Linked DNA regions of Homo sapiens: region 1 is linked to region 2. Evidence: chromatin loops called from intact Hi-C (ENCODE). Cell type or tissue: thyroid gland. All regions are shown on one strand. Each heading gives the region's core, and the rest is flanking DNA. Links, peaks and the distances in the headings are about the cores only. Region 1 has its middle 64 kb from the start of NDST1. Region 2 overlaps SYNPO (synaptopodin).

Region 1 (4,382 bases), core at 213-4,212, 80 kb before region 2:
GCCCAGGTGCATAGGTAATGGGGCTCAGGTGCCTGAGAATCCTTGGCCCCCAGACTCCTGCTCACTTGCATGTAATCTCACTTAGGTTTGTGCAGACCCTCCACCCTCCAGTTCTCTAACTAGTGGTGCCCACCCGGCTCCTGGCAGCTCATGGCCTAAGGAGGACAGGCAAAGGGCAATTCCCAGCCCCCATCTGCCCCCCAGTGTGGCCAGGGCCCATCTGCACAGCTGGAGTTGGTTACCCAGCTGTTTATGGGTCTCTGCCTCTGGTGTTTATAGTTCCGCCTTTGGGTCTGCTTTGCATCCCCACTAATGAGAACAATGCCCCAGGAGGCGGCGGCGGGTGGTTGGGGGACCACTGGACGCTGAGCAGTGGGCTGGGCCTGTGTCCTGGCTTCTGCCTTGCCTGGTTCTAACGAGGATTTCAGGCCCTTTACAAGGACACAGGAAGGACAGCAAGGTGGCCCATACGGAAACAGACACGCCTAGGTGAGGAGCGAGGAGGCGAGAAGGCTAAGAATGAGTTTGCCGTGACTTAGGCACTCAAGGCAGGGGAGAGTTGGGGCCAAATCTTTCCTTTTAAGAAAATGCATTTTTTTCTTTCATCACAAGAGTTATAAATCTCTATTGTGGAAACTTTAGAACATACAGACACATAAGAAGAAAATCTAAATGTCTGTATCCCACCACCCTGGATAATCATGTTTCACATTTTAGGACATTTCCTTTCTGTCTGATATATAAAGTTGTTTTTGCAGAAAGGAGAATATGCATACACTGTATTTTACAAACCTCCTTTATTTTTATTTTTATTTTTTGAGACAGAGTCTTGCTCTGTCACCCAGGCTGGAGTGTAGCGTTGCAATCTTGGCTTACTGCAACCTCCACCTCCTGAGTTCAAGTGGTTAGATTCTCATGCCTCAGCCTCCCACGTAGTTGGGACTACAGGTGTGTGGCACCATGCCTGGCTAATTTTTCTATTTTTAGTAAAGAGGGGGCTTCACAGCCGGGCACAATGGCTCCTGCCTGTAATCCCAGCACTTTGGGAGGCTGAGGTGGGCGGATCACAAGGTCAGGAGTTTGAGACCAGCCTGGCCAACATAGTGAAACCCCTTCTCTACTAAAAATATAAAAAATTAGCCGAGCATGGTGGCGGGCACCTGTAATCCCAGCTACTCAGGAGGCTGAGGCAGGAGAATCACTCAAACCTGAAAGGTGGAGGTTGCAGTGAGCCAGGATTGCGCCATTACACTCCAACCCGGGCAACAGTGCAAGACTCCATCTCGAAAAAAAAAAAAAGAAAAGAAAAAGAAAAAGAGGGGTTTCACCATGTTGACCAGGCTCATCTTGAACTCCTGGCCTCAAGTGATCCACCCGCCTTGGCCTTCCAAAATGCAGGGATTATAGGCATAAGCCACCACGCCCAGCCTACAAACTCTTTTAAATCATAATAAATTGTCAACATATTTATATGTTATTAAATATTTCTCTACTACATCAAATTATGTTATTTCTATTTTGATTATAATACAAGATTATTGTGAAAGAATTGCAATCATTAGTGAAGTGCACAAAATTTAAGGCTCAAATGTCCCCCTCTTTCCTGTCCCCCAGTAATACTTCTAACCCTTTGGTGGAAATCTCTCAGATATTCTCCTATGTACATGACAAACTGGTGTACATGGTAGAGCTGTGTCATAGTTTATTTAAATAATTCTGTCACAGTGGGCATTGAGGTTAGGTACACAGCTGTTTGAAGCCCACAGGCAGCCAGTGTGACCAGCAAAGCCTCCTGGTTCCAAGAGCAGATCATAGTTTCTCCCAGGAAATCTCACTAGGGCAGCATAATAAGCAATGTCCTTAACAACATGCTGGCTATTAACACAGGAATGAGTTCCATTGGGCTGTTTCCTTGTAAGGTCATGTTTGCTTTTACTTTTTAAGTTAATACAATTAATAACATTCATCGCAGAAAAATTTAAAAATACAAATAGGCGCTGGGCGCGGTGGCTCACACCTGTAATCCCAGCACTTTGGGAGGCCGAGGCGGGTGGATCACGAGGTCAGGAGATGAGAACATCCTGGCTAACATGGTGAAACACTGTCTCTACTAAAAATACAAAAAATTAGCCGGGCATGGTGGCGGGCGCCTGTAGTCCCAGCTACTCAGGAGGCTGAGGCAGGAGAATGGCGTGAACCCAAGAGGCGGAGCTTGCAGTGAGCCGAGATTGCGCCACTGCACTCCAGCCTGGGTGACAGAGCGAGACTCCGTCTCAAAAAAAAAAAAAAAAAAATACAAATAGGCAAATGTAAGAAAATGAAAATCACCCATAATATGGAATTAAGCCCATACGTGATGTTTATAATGTCTGTTGCATGCTTAGTCTGTATGTCTGTCGCAGGCCACACACAGTGTGCTAAGTGGCTAGTATGTCTGTATGTACAATATTTTTTTTTTTTTTTTTTTGAGACGGAGTCTCGCTCTGTCGCCCAGGCTGGAGTGCAGTGGCGCAATCTCGGCTCACTGCAAGCTCCGCTTCCCGGGTTCACGCCATTCTCCTGCCTCAGCCTCCCGAGTAGCTGGGACTACAGGCGCCCGCCACCGCGCCCGGCTAATTTTTTGTATTTTTAGTAGAGACGGGGTTTCACCTTGTTAGCCAGGATGGTCTCGATCTCCTGACCTCATGATCCACCCGCCTCGGCCTCCCAAAGTGCTAGGATTACAGGCGTGAGCCACCGCGCCCGGCCTGTATGTACAATATTATCCCAATTGTACAGATGGCCACCTCTAGCTTTTTAGGTTTGGTGAATGGCCCAAAGTCTTTTGGCTGCAAGGGGGCAGAGGCTGCCGGAGGACCCGGGCCTCCAGCTTCCAAGTCTGCACCCTGAAGCACCCCTCATTCTACACCCCTCAGTTTCGTTCACTGAACTGCCTGGAGGTTTTCCTCTTCCAACATAAGATGTTATAATCTGCTTTTTTCACTTACAGATAAATTGTGACCATCTCTCGGTGTTGTTAAATAACCCTCTTTATGGAATTCCATTTTATGGATGTATCGCACTTTATTTAATTGTTGAATATGTGGGTTATTCTAGATATTTTTTAGTATCATAAACAAAGCTATGCGGAACATTTTTGTGGCTTAACCTTTGAGCGTGTTTATAGTTATTTCCACAGGGCTGTTTCCCTAATGGCCCTCGCTGACCCATCATACCAAAGGACAGGGGGGTCAGGGAGACCCTGGGTGGGGGGAGCACCCAATAAGCTGTGCTCACCTGGTTCTTAGCTGGGCCAAGTCAGCTTGAGGGGGACATCCTAATCTATGTAGAAGACAGCAGGATGCCTTATTCTTTAAACAGTCCTCTAGAAATGGTCTCAGCTGAGTTCAGAGAACCACTGAAAGGCTGGGAGCATAGCTTGATAAGTGACACCCATGTGGGCATGTGAGTGCAGCCCCCGCGGCTCTGCAGATAGTTGAATTTGAAGAGGAACGAGAGAAAACCAGTCTGCAAAGGTGATGTCCCCATCTCCAACAGAGGAAAGAGGATGCAGTCCTTCCTCTGCAGAAATGGATTCTGAAATTGGAGCAACTCCCAGAGGTCCCAGAGCTCTGCTCCCAGAAGTGCTCCAGGGGCTGTTCTAGGGGGTGGGTGGGGAACGGAGGGGCTTCACACAGTCATCCTAGTGCATGGGGCTCGGACCACAAGTTAGCCAGGGTGGAAAAGGAGAGGGTCCCAGGCAGGGGGAAAGATGAGCACGGCCTGGAGATGAGAGACAGAGCCAGCGCCGCGGAGGAGCTGAAAGCCTTAGTCTGCAGGGTGGAGGTTAGGGGCAGGGGTGCAGCAGGGGTTACAGGAGTCTGTACTTTACCCCACATGACAGGACCGCCATGATGGCTCAGTGAGGAGAGGCGTGACAAGGTTAGGGCCCTCCCTTGATGTTTTCTCACTCCCTCCCATAATTTCTCAGACACCCAGGAGCCAGGCTTGGTGGGTGCTGGGAGAGTGGCAGGGAGGAGGACACGGGTCCTGGGCCCTTGGGATGGGGCCTTCGGAGGCTCTGTGGGAGGGAAGGGAGGCTGAGCAGGGTTGCCAGTGAGGGAGACAGCTCCGTCCACTGAAGGCCCGAGGAGAAGGCACTCTCTGCTCCCCCAGGCAGGCTGCCCAGTGCCACCCACCCCTGTGGGAAATGGTGCTCCCTCTACAGGACACAGGGTGGGTGGAGTTGAGGCAACAGCAGGAGCTGTTCCATCTGCAGCGTCGCATCCCAGTTCTGCCTCTCCCTGGCTGTGTGGCCGTGGCCTGGTTGCCTACCCTTTCTGAGTCATAGTTTTGTTCTACATAAATGAAAACAATCATAAAAGGAGGATTAGATGAGATTA
Region 2 (4,382 bases), core at 226-4,225:
GGGCCTCTACACCTCCCCCGGCCAGGACAGCCTGCAGCCCACTGCCGTGAGCCCTCCTTACGGCGGTGACATCTCCCCCGTGTCTCCCTCCAGGGCGTGGTCTCCCCGAGCCAAGCAGGCCCCCAGGCCCTCCTTCTCTACCCGGAACGCCGGGATCGAGGCTCAGGTGTGGAAGCCTTCCTTCTGCTTCAAGTAACGAACCCCACGGGGGTCCCACTGCCGGTCAAGTTCCCCTCCTTGAGGGCCAGATGGAGAGCAGATGTGGCAGGAAATGGCACAGAGCTGAGTGAGGAGAATGGGGAGTCCATGGTTCAAGGTCAGATGCGGCCACCAGCTGGCTTTGTGACCTTGGGCGAGTCGCCTCCCCTCTCTGAGCTGAAGCCGCCCCTCCCCTACTACAACAGGGGTCGGACTCCATGTCTGAGCGGGGAGGAGGGTCATGGAGAGAGAACTGTCTGGCAGCCCTGATGCGGTAGAGGGGCATCCTCTGGCCTTTGTGAGCTGTAGGGATGCAGAGTCTGATGCCAGCGTCTTGCTGGGGGAGTGGCCTAGAAGGGGATCCTAACAGGGACTTCTGGAGCAGACAGAGCCTGCCAGTGCCTGTGGAGTCAGCCAGCCGAGGGTCTGCCTCCTCAGCTGCCCCAGGGGGGCCTCCCTCCTGAGGCTCAAGCTCCTGGCGTCTTTCTTCCTGTTGCTGGATTCTCACCTCCATGGGCCTGTCTCTTCTGCCTCTGCCTTCTGGACACCGTTTCCTCTCCGCTGCTTCAGAGAGCTTTGCCTCGCCTCCGCCTGCGCTCCCCTCCAGGGTCCTTCTGCTGGCTGCGGACTCGGCCCACCACTGCTGTCTGACGCTTTTCTTCCTGCCCCCTCTGAGGCCTGGCTCTGTTTTAGGGAGATCACTGGGCCCAGGCCTCAGCCCCAGTTCTACCTGGCTTGCTGTCACCGCTCTAGGGGTGGGGGACGTCCCAGGGGATCCCCAGGAGAAGGAGAGCCCTGTAGGGGGCTGTGCAGATGTGGGTGTGCCACAGGGAGGGTGGCCCCTAGCCATGTATCCATTGGCTGTTTTGGCTTCAGATTCAACCAAGATCTGCCTGACTAAAAGAAGCCACCTCAGCGCAGTGGAACGGGGCCCAGGGGGAGGCAGGAGAGGAGGGTTCCGGTCCCATGTCACCTTCTCATTTGCTGTGTGACTTTGGCCCACTCACATTCTCTTTGGGCCTCAGTTTTATCATTTATACAAGGAGGGCTTTTCTAGCTGTAACAATCTGTGAGGATTGAGAGGATAGGCTGGTGCTTTGAAGAAAGGCCTTGTAAGTGACAAGACAGTCCCCTGGGAAGAAAGAGAAAGGAAATGGGCTATTGCCAAAGGACAGGTGGCGTTAGATGGCTGTGAGGGTGACCTGGTGAGGGAAGGGTTGGAATGAGCTGCTGCAGGAGGCCAAGGGATGCCTGGGCTGGGCTGGGCTGGGCTGGCTTAGGCTCAGGATTGCCTGGGGACAGTAGGAGCATGGCAGGAGCTGGGGCAGGTGCATAGCAGTGCAGTGGGAAGGGACAGAGGAGATCTTAGAATTTTGAGGAAAATCTGGGACTTGAGACCTGGATTCTAACAGACCAACTGCATGTGTGTCTGTAGGTCTCAGTTTCCACATTCATACAGTGAGGGTGTTAAGTCAGGTAGCTGGAGACTTCCCATCGCCTCTGACACTTTTGGAGGTGATATGATACAGCCCCCGACCAAACCAGGCTTTGTGGGGGGTGAGAGAATACAGACACAAGTGGCAGGATTCAGATGGAAGCTTCGCAAGGCTGGGGGCCGAGGACCACCCACTTCTCTTTCCCAGCCCTAGTTCTGGGTTCCCCAGTGGGGCAAGGGGTGGTGGAGGCAGTGCCCATGCTGGGCTGAGCCTGCAGTTTTTGTGAGCTCTGGGCTTGTCTCCATGGGAACAGGGGTGCCTTCTTAGTGAGCTCATTTCACACAGATCGAGGGGGTATGCGTGGGGGAGTTGTGAGTGAGCTCAGCTCCTTCAGGCCTGGCCTCTCCCAGAACAGAGTGAAGCCCCTGCCCTGGACCCCTGCTCCCTTCTACCCTTGAGGGCCACCAATGGAAGAGCCCGCCCTTCATTCTGCAGCTCCTGCGGCCAGGCTGAGCTCTGCCCCCAACTTTGTTTTCTCTCATGTTCTCAATACACTCTGCCTCAAATCCGTCTTGCTTCTTTCTTTCTTCCGTGCTGCTAGGGGTCAGGGTTCCCTTCCTCCTGCCTGATTCTAGCCTGGGAAGTGGAGTGGGCCTGCTCAATTACTGTGTGTGAAAGTGTGGCTGTGTCCTGCGTGCTGCCTGCACCTGCCGTGTGTCTGGTTCTGCACTGGTACAGACGTGTGCTGGGTTGGAAATGAGGGCTTCCTCTCTACAGCACTCAGGGAGCCAGAACCCTGTGCAAATCGCAACCTTTTGTTCTTTCCTTCCCTCAGAGTTTGGCCAAAAATACTTTAGAGGATTTTTGGGGAAAATGCACTACCTCTTCTCGTTGAGGTTTGTTTGGGTTCTTTACAAGTGGAATAGAAATTCCTCTAGCCAGCATTCGCTCTCCAGTTCCCTCAGGTCCCCTCCCTGCTCCCCATTATCTAAATTTGGCCATTTCCCACATTTGCCATTGTTTTCACTGTCTGGATCCTAAAAGCATGGAGTTTCTGCCCCTGGTGGGGAGGAAAGAACTGCCATCAAGGGTCAGGAGAGCTGGGTTCTAGCCCCAGGTCTGCATCTGATTCGTGTGTGACCTCAGACAACCTCTTCCAATCTCTGGGCCTCAGTTTCCCCTTCTGTGCAGTGAAAGGATTACAGAAGGAGGTCAGAGACCATTTGGTCTCCGACAGTCCAGGTTTGACTGTGTTCTACTTATGTATTCACCCCACACATGTGCCCTGCTTTGGGTCTGGGGTTGGGTTGAGTGGATGCTACTTTTTGAATTTTCACCCACCGCATTCCCAAGGAGCTCTGGTGTGCACGGTGCATTGAGCTCTCTGTCAGAAAGTGAACAGTTCTGATTTCCTGCAGCCTTTTCGTACTGTGCACACCCCCGACTCAAAAACATACACACAGAGTCAGTGCCCAGGCATGGCTGTTAGGGTGAGGTCAGGCTCTGGCCCATCTCCAGATGATGGGGATCTGCTTACCACTGCCCTCAACATTCAATCCCGTTTGAGCCCTTCTGTTTTGTAGTCTTGGCTGAATTGTTATTTCTTCCACTTGTTGGCCTCAGCATTCCCCTTGTGGCCACCAAAGGCAGAAACAATGCTTTAGAGATTTTTAGGTAGTTATCATAGCTCTCCTGTGCAGCCTACTCTCCTGGCTGAAGACCCCAGGTTCCGCTGCCTTGGGTGGTTATTGACTGGCTTGGGTCATGAACTCTAGGCCCTACCTCCCTGCTCAGGGTGGCACTGTGGTCAGGTGTTGGGTCATGCCAGAGCCCACCCTGATTTGGCATTTGGCCCTAGCCCTCCTCTTCTAGCCCTGGAGCTGGGACCTTCCTCCCAGCTCCTCTCCCTAAACTGTGGGGTCTGCCTTCTGCGGCCAGCCTGACTGGGATGTTCCACTGGCACAGAGAAGCTCCCAGTGTCTCTGGCTCATGTATACACAATTCTGACCCTGGGAAGAAAACAGTGGGATCCCAGGCTGAGCCTTAACTTTCAGCTTGATGACTGGGAGCTTGGATGTCCCTAGGGAGTCTCTAAGGGTCACTCCAGCATTAGTATCCCATGAAAAATGTCCTGCTCAGGCTGTTGTATAACATTCTTCTTTAGGTTAAAGGGCTCCAGTTTGGAGTCTGGGCTCATCTAGCAGCTGCTACATTCTGTTTGGATAAAACATACAATTGGTGTCTATTTCCTTTGGATTGGGAGGAATTAGAAGACTCTCAGTTGGATGAGAGGATGACTGGCTTGGTTATGGCTGATCACTGATTGGATGAAAGAATAAATCTTTGGATGGTTCTAGATTTTGATCGGGTAGGAAGCATGGAATGGACTGGCTAGCTCTGAACTCTGGTGGATGACTGCTAGTGAATTTGGATTGGATTAAATGGCAAGGTGGACTGGTTATTGCTGGAATCTGATTGGGTGAACAGTTGGAAAGTTCAGGAGATACATGTTAGGCAGGGATTCCCAAGCCCTCCACTTTCAAACCAGTTCAAACCGCTTAAACATGTAGCCTTTGAGCAGCACACACACACACACACACACACACACACACTTCCTGGTGGGGCAGAACACACTAGATTGTTATTTACACCTCTGAGCTTCATTTTCATCATTTGTAAAATGGGTGTGGTAATGCTAATTACCTCACTAGTCTGTTGTGAAAACCTAATGAGATAAAGGATGAGAAT

What was found. A loop is a pair of places that touch in the nucleus more often than their neighbours do. Peaks named below come from ENCODE experiments on the same cell type or tissue, not always from the same donor. Only the 100,000 strongest peaks of a DNase experiment are listed, where the experiment ranks them.
Region 1: it touches region 2 in a loop (4-fold over the local background); 101 of 110 quality-filtered maps call a loop at or near these places.

What each region holds. Positions count from the first base shown.
Region 1 is chr5:150,570,268-150,574,649 of GRCh38, forward strand. No RefSeq gene overlaps it. Among named protein-coding and RNA genes, the nearest start is that of NDST1, 64 kb to the left of the region's middle. RefSeq lists an enhancer at 3,627-4,382. In thyroid gland, for the core only: no CTCF peak of the experiment used is centred there; no DNase peak of the experiment used is centred there.
Region 2 is chr5:150,650,138-150,654,519 of GRCh38, forward strand. SYNPO (synaptopodin) reads left to right here. Exons shown (of 3, transcript NM_007286.6): 2 at 1-166. Among named protein-coding and RNA genes, the nearest start is that of MYOZ3, 8.9 kb to the right of the region's middle. RefSeq lists an enhancer at 1,480-1,981. In thyroid gland, for the core only: no CTCF peak of the experiment used is centred there; no DNase peak of the experiment used is centred there; H3K27ac peaks cover 451 bases.